Linked DNA regions of Mus musculus: all the other regions are linked to region 2. The links are chromatin loops, found by intact Hi-C in ENCODE. Cell type or tissue: left cerebral cortex. All regions are shown on one strand.

Evidence for each region. Hi-C counts contacts between places; a loop is a spot of excess contacts. Peaks named below come from ENCODE experiments on the same cell type or tissue, not always from the same donor. Only the 100,000 strongest peaks of a DNase experiment are listed, where the experiment ranks them.
Region 1: it touches region 2 in a loop (12-fold over the local background); 17 of 42 quality-filtered maps call a loop at or near these places.
Region 3: a loop joins it to region 2, with 2.8 times the contacts of the local background. A loop is called at or near these places in 5 of 42 quality-filtered maps.

Annotation. Positions count from the first base shown.
Region 1 is chr3:80,957,203-80,959,702 of GRCm38, forward strand. No RefSeq gene overlaps it. Among named protein-coding and RNA genes, the nearest start is that of Gm29808, 33 kb to the right of the region's middle. In left cerebral cortex, a CTCF peak has its summit at 1,556; a DNase peak (open chromatin) is centred at 1,582.
Region 2 is chr3:81,782,375-81,784,874 of GRCm38, forward strand. No RefSeq gene overlaps it. Among named protein-coding and RNA genes, the nearest start is that of A830029E22Rik, 18 kb to the right of the region's middle. In left cerebral cortex, a CTCF peak has its summit at 1,064 (motif pointing left); DNase peaks (open chromatin) are centred at 218 and 887; H3K4me3 peaks cover 475 bases; H3K27ac peaks cover 736 bases.
Region 3 is chr3:80,804,221-80,806,720 of GRCm38, forward strand. It overlaps a transcript of Gria2 not described here. Among named protein-coding and RNA genes, the nearest start is that of Gria2, 2.8 kb to the left of the region's middle. In left cerebral cortex, a CTCF peak has its summit at 1,331 (motif pointing left); a DNase peak (open chromatin) is centred at 1,320.

The sequences.
Region 1 (2,500 bases), 830 kb before region 2:
TTTTCTAAGTCTTTTCAAGGTAATCATGTCATTTTCCTTGGCTCCCTTTTTCCCCCATTCATGTAATAAACTGTAGTCATCCCATTGCAAATGTTAAATTAACTTTGCATATGGAATGACCTCATCTGGTATTGGAATTTATATAATTGTAAAACATGCTGAATTGCATTTATGCCCAAGAGTGGGCTGTAACTTCCTTTGTAATTTCCTTACTAGGATTTGGAATCAAGATTTGAATATTAACCTAATAAAAAAAGGAACCATGCCTGCTGTGGTGGCTATTCTTGGTTGTGAACTTGACCACATCTGGAATTAACAAACCCAAGCAGCTGGGTATACCTGTGAGGGATATTTTTTTTGTAATTAAATCATTTAAAGTGGGGAGACTCACTTTGAATCAGGACCTTTGAAGTGGGAATATGTACCTTTAATCCAGATCATTGGAGGTGGGAAGGTCCTCCTTTAACCCGGGCTACATCTTCTGTTGGTAGCCTATATAAAGGGCAAAGAATAAGGAAATTGACTCTGTCTGCTTGTTTTCATTCTTGCTGGCAAGTTTTATGCCTTCACTGGAATCAGAGCCTACTTTCCAGGATTCCAGAATATACTGAAGACCAGTGAAGACATCTAGCCTCTTGGCCTAAGCAATTACTAGATTCTTGGACCTTCTGTTTTTAGGCAGCAGCTGTTGGACTAGCTAGACCACAGTTTGTAAGCCACTCTAATAAATTCCCTTCATACACACACACACACACACACACACACACACACACACACACAGATACACACACACACACACACACACATACATTCTGCCATGTTTGTTCCTCTAGAGAACCCTGACTAAGACACTTCTTTTTCTGTTTTCTGACAGAATTATATCTAACTGGTCGTGGTTCTTATTTATATTAATTCTTTGAATATTTATGAAGATATGCTAGCAATTGTATATTGGGGGTTGGGATTTTCATTGTAGGAAGGGATTTGGATACTATATTTAATTTTTCCCGTTAAACTGGATAATGTTTGTCCTGTAGTCTCTGAATAATTATTGGATATGTCTATGTACCAAACGATGTATCCAAAGCATGTTAGGAACCCTTTGACCTGAGTTTATGGTAATGGAACAAGGTAAGAAATGTGTGTTCTTATAGAATTCACATTTTGAAGGGGAGACAGATTTTCCAGCAATACAGCAATAAATACAATATTTCAGTTATGATTAATTCTAAGTAGATGTTTCTATTGCCATGGGAGTGGAAAAGTTGAAAATGGAAAGCTTTGATTTAATCTAGATATATTAGGAGTGTTTTTTATGAGTAATTTATATAAATTATTGTGTTTTCAACTTGAATTTAAGCCATTCCTTTCGTTTTTAAAATATATTCTTAATGTAGTTGTTCTTTTCTGTGCTACACTTCTACCTTGGACTCTGAATGCAATTATATCTCTAGTTCAGTACAAAATATCCTGATTACAAGAGAAACCCTGTTTTCTATGTGTCCTACCATTGGGACAGCTGATTTCATTATCTTGGCTGCCATTGCCTCTCCCTACCACATGGTGTCTCTGTTGACAACTGGACAGCCATAGCCACTGAGCCTTGCACCTCCTAAGAAGGGTGGCATTTTGAAATCAACATTGCAGGGATTTTGAAGTCTTGCTACTGGTTGCTATTAACCATAGCTGTTGGCAGCCATGGCCCAGACTCTGCTAGCACTGTTCGAGAAATATTCCCAGCAGTGTCTTGGCAGATGAGAAACACTATTATAGGCCTATGTAGATTTAGTTAGCTCTTGTATTTCTCAAGACTCTGGGAGTCTTGGATATCTCTTTTTACTGTTTACCGTGGTAAGAGATAACTAACCATTTATTTGGTTTCTAATACCAGCCAAACACAGAAAATACCTATGGATTCCATTTGCTACTAGGGAGAATAATTTGTTCAGAATGATCTGGGAACCTGCTTTCCAATTTCTGGGAGACTTATCCTCCCAGGGATTCCATAGATGACTTTCTAGCATTTCCATCACAGCAAAACAAAGGCAGAATCAAAAACATATAAAAGGTTGTTTTATTAAACCCCTTTTTATTCTAGGTAGCATTGCCAAGGGGGAAGTATTAATTGATTCTAATATTAGAAAAATGCTCATGCATCCAATCATAGCAACCAGACTGTTCCTCGGGGCTTTACCTCTTATTGTTCTTGTCCTTCCTCGATCAATTTCAGTTTGTCTATATCTTTTCAAAAATGCAGTGACCAAAAGTGCCACAATATCCAAATAACTAGCTAGTGAATGCATAATGTAGCACACAGATTGCTTCCAAATGTTCTGCACATTGTTCTGCTTAATAAATTCCAGAATCATAGCGTTGCAGTTTAGTGTTAGCCTCAGGTCTTTCTTGTCTGTGTCCGTAGTCACAACTTCCAATATTTTTATTCCTTTACTACAATTTTATTTTGTTTCAGAATCCAGCATTTTTGTTAATGTCATTTTGA
Region 2 (2,500 bases):
CTAGAAACGGGGCAACCTCCCCTGGAAGGCCAGCCAATGGTCTCTGCTCTGAGCTCATTACTAACTCTTCTCTGGATATACAGTTTTTCAGAACTCTGGATGTACTTTCTCAGTCCCTTTACTAAGTAATTTCTAGATAATTAAACTGATCAAATGATTGTCAGCAACAGGTTTATGAGTACAAGGAAATGCCAAACAAGTAAAGAACTGTGAACAGAAGGCCCTCTCCTGGCGCAGTCCGCATAGTTTTATTCTAATGGGTCATAGTGACTGTAGTGACATGTCTTCTCCCTAGTCCCCAAACTATCACATCACATGGTAAGCTACATGAGGCCCCTGGTTTAGTTCCTTGCGATTCAGAGATGTATAGCAAATAAAGGCTCTTTAAATTATGAATTCTTGTCTCATCCTTGATCTCATTGGGAAACAGATAGAGCAGAGTAGATTTCACTGGAGAAACTCGATATTACGGAGACAATAAGCTATGAGGAATAACTCTAAAGATGTAGTGATAGCATTTAAAGGACGTTGGGCTGCCCACAGGAAGGGCAAACTTGGTCAGGAAAATCCCCTGTTCCATTAGGCCTGAGGCTTGTTTGGGAGGGAGTGGTTACAGCTCCCGGGATGGCAGAAGGGGCTACTGGGGTTTCTGGGTCGAAGCTGGTCCACACTCAGCAGACAGGAAGGAAATGAGCCAGCCTGCTGGGTGCGGGCATTCAGCCCATTAAGCAAAGCCACAGAGGAAGTCCTGGTGCTGCTAACGACTCTAAGCCTGGAGCATTCAGTATCAGTACGCTTCAAGTACAACTTTCTGAAGGTGATCATAGGGCTTGATGTGAGCCTATGAGGTCACCGCGTCCACTGGGTACGTGGCTGGATAAAAAAGCCACCACATGTTCTCACCACACACCCACATCATGTACGGAATAATGCAGCAGAAGCCAGAAGGGTAACGCCAAAGCAAAACTGCTCAGAGGAAAAGCATAAAAGAGAGGAAGAAAGAAAGAAAAAAAAAAAAAATCCCTTTTTTTTCTTCAGCGTGTCTCTTGCGCCCTCTATTGGCAAAGTAGATATCTTGCGGCGTTTACAGAGTTGTTTTGTGTTTGGAAGTGAAATTGGCAGTGTTCTCTCTCGATCCTCACTAGGGGGTCTTGGCTGACACATTTGTAAAGTTAGTCCCTCCATTTTGAAATGGTATTTTTCCTTGTCATCTTGCCCTATCAAATTTGTAAGTCGGAAATTCAGCGTTCCCTTGATGACTCTCCAGCGACTTTCTCCATAGCAAACATCTGCCTCAAATAAACTCTCCTTTTTTCTGTCAACCTCAAACTTATGTCATTATCTGTCCTATGAACGACTATATTTATTCCTTGTGAAAAAAGAGATAAGTGCCTGTAGTTCATGAGACATTTCACTTGGCATTTCAGGTAGATAGATATAATCTGTTTATGTTATTATAATTTAAACTGCACTGTAGAGGTAGAATAACAGCTCTGTCAATTAGAAACATTAGGAATTCCATACAAAAATATTGAAATAATATGATAGTCATGATAAAAATAATGATCACAACAAAAACATTCTTAATAGGAAATTGCTTATAACCTGTCAGTAAGATTAAAACTAGGTAGAGGCTCTCAGGGGTTATCACTTCCAAACAGGGGGGAAAACAATCTCTGAAGTCAAAAGTAAAAATCATTTAAGGCTGTGAAAATTATCTTAAGAATAATAAACATGTGTTTGGAGGGAAGAGGGTCTGTAAAGCCATCCAACCCATGGACCATATTAAGACTCAGAAAACATATTAAAGATGTAGGTATTTTCCGCAAGATCTTTGATATTATTTCCAGTGGTTCCTCGTCTGGCTCCCTTTTGTGAATCTTTTCTGCTAAGCCTCTAATCCAAATCTTGTTCTCCAGGTCTCCTTTTCTATCACAGTCTTGTAACCATTCATCTTTATGTGTTGTTAGAGCCCAGTCCTATCCCCTTCCGAGCTTCCGTCCGAAAGAAGATGCTCAGCCATTCTCTACTCCATTACCTTGTGCTTCACTCTGTGTACCTTTGGGGTGGAGCTCTTTCCGACTCTGAGTCAGCTTGCTTGCTCTGCGGTGTGCTTTGAGGCTACTTGGTGTTTTAGTTAGCTTTTCAAGTACCACAGCACAAACCTTGAGATGGACCTATCAAAAAGCGAAGAGATCTTTATTTTAGCACATTGCTCTGGAGGTTCAAATATAATATCGGGTGGCTCAACTGCCCTTAGCCTCGGATGAGTGTCATGCATCACTATGGACTCGAATACTTTCTGGTCAAGACAGGAAGCAAGGAAAGATGAGAATCCCACAGTACTCTTAGACATATGCAGTCAGTGACTTCAGGAGATCATGCTAGGCCCTGTTATTTTATTTTTAGCATTTCTCAACAGGCCAACCTGGAACCCAAACTCATAACACATGGACTTAGCTGGGAGAAATTTGCGACTAACCCACAAACCTCAAGAACC
Region 3 (2,500 bases), 980 kb before region 2:
CAAAGTAATACCCGTGACTTCCAAATATTGTAAGCTTGTGATTTTAAGTCATTCTCCACCCCCTCTGTTACTCACTCTCTTTCTCCTCCCCTGTTTCCCCCTCTGTCTGTGTTTGTGTGTGTGTGTGTGTGTGTGTGTGTGTGTGTGTGTGTGTGCGTGTGTGTGTGGGAGGGGGGTGTTTGTTCCTAAGGCAAGAATGCATAACATATGTATAATATACTAAAGTTATAAGCTGACATATTCTGGGTGAAAATACCTTCTTTTTATAACCAATAATTCATCTCACCTGTGAATCAAAAATTTCACATTCATTTAAACAGGTCCTCTAAATAGGAACATACAAAGCCTTGTAGAAAATCAATAAGAATACAATTATAGGTAAAACAAGAATTATAAATACCCCAACTTGTTACATAAAGAATAATCAAACAAATTACACACATTTTCACCTCTACTTCTGACACCCAGCACAAGAGTGGTTTGAAGTTTATGAACTTCTAATAGAACCAGGTCAACAGATACAGCAAGGAAAATGTCTCAGTAACATGCTTCTTATACTTGCTGTTCAATGTCTGCCACCAGAGCATCTTCGGTCTCATCCAAAGTGCTCTGGGATGATAGTTGATGATAAAGGGACAGGAGCTTGATTATGGAAAAAATGTATGATACTATTAATGTGTCTGGCAAGCAAATTAAAATTTAAAATAAAGGGACTCTTCGAAAGCAGCTTTCATTTTAACCTATTTGAAATTCAAGGGCAGTCATGAACTCAAAATTGACTGGATTTCATCCTTAAAGAACATGAACTTGCTGAATCATAGTGCTTTATCCCCATGGAATATAAACAACCTTATCAAACATTACATTCTGCTGGTAAATTGTAATTGTACATAGTCTATAACATTTTATCAGGCATTTTTGAAATGTGATTGCTACTCTAGTAGCAAATCTATGTTCAAAACTTAGGTAAACATCTGACATTCACACAGCTAGAAACATTTCCTACTAAAACTAACATAATTACATTAATATGATCTTCCATGAAGCTTTTCAATGCACTACATTAAGTAGTAGATATTCTTTTCACCACAGAATGCTGTCTAAGTATAATGACTTTAAACTGAATGGAGTAAATGGTTATACAGTAAATAGAAAAATACTGATGTTTGTTTTTTTATAAGCATAAAGATCACCCATTAAAGCCACAAAGCTTCGTGTTTCTTGAATACTTAAATTTATCAATAACAAAATCAATTTTGAATATTACAAAGAAATTGAATAGAACAATAGGTTCTAAGGACCTAGTTGCTGTTTTCTGCCCTCTGCTGTTCACTCCTGGAAACTCTGTAGCTCTTAAGCAGCCTTTCAGATACAAGAAAATTCACAAAAAGTAAAAATCAATATTATCTTTCTCATTGATTGTTTCAGTGGTTGGTTGCTGCTGTTGTTTTTATTGAAATATATTTATATTGAAATATAATTTGTAGGATGATAACAGTTAGATATATATTTTCTCATTCTTAGTCCACCTTTATTTCAATTATAATTTCTTTTAATTTTTAAAGTAAACTTTCACAAACTAACAAATTTAAGTGTTTGTCAAATCTTCAATTATTTTATATTCATATTTTATAATTAAAATACTTATCATAGAGAAATTTTGTCAGGCATGGAGAATGGAGTGGAGGTAATTTTGAACAGACTTGAAACAAACTTCTGGAAGCATATCTAGTCAAAACTGTACTATTCACTCAGTTGTTACAGTTTGTACTGATAAAGTCTGACAAAGCAGAAGTCATCATAACCCCGAAAGGCTTTATTGAAACCCATCAAAAGATGGGAGATGGCCAAAGAAACAGAACAACGTTCCAGTGTTCTAATCATGAGACCCTATTTTCTAAGACACCAGAAAAAAAAAAAAAAGAAGAGTTGTAAAGATCTAAATATATAAAGAGAAATGGATTTTGAGATTCTCAATTAAGAAAAATATAGCTAAACATTAAGATTGAGACAATATTGTTCATACTGTTGTTTTTCAGAATTTTAAATTATTGACTCAGCATGTCAAATTCAAAGCCCAAGGACACATATCTAAAACTACTAATCATAAGCATTATAAATGTGTATGTATAGATATATGTAGGTGTATGTCTGTATATACATATGATATTTAAAGTATAGAATCCTAAAATAGAAAAACAGTATCCACTTTATGTTTGAAGGATTTAATAACATCAAATTCAATTATAGCATCTATAGATAGCAAGTGACTACGGTATTTATCTATTATGCCTGGTGCTATAAATTACGAGATTAAGATGATATAATGAAGCTGGACAGTGGTGGCGCATGCCTTTAATCCCAGCACTTGGGAGGCAGAGGCAGGCAGATTTCTGAGTTCGAGGCCAGCCTGCTCTCCAGAGTGAGTTCCAGGACAGCCAGAGCTACACAGAGAAACCCTGTCTTGAAAAACAAAACAAAACAAAACAAAAAACCAAAT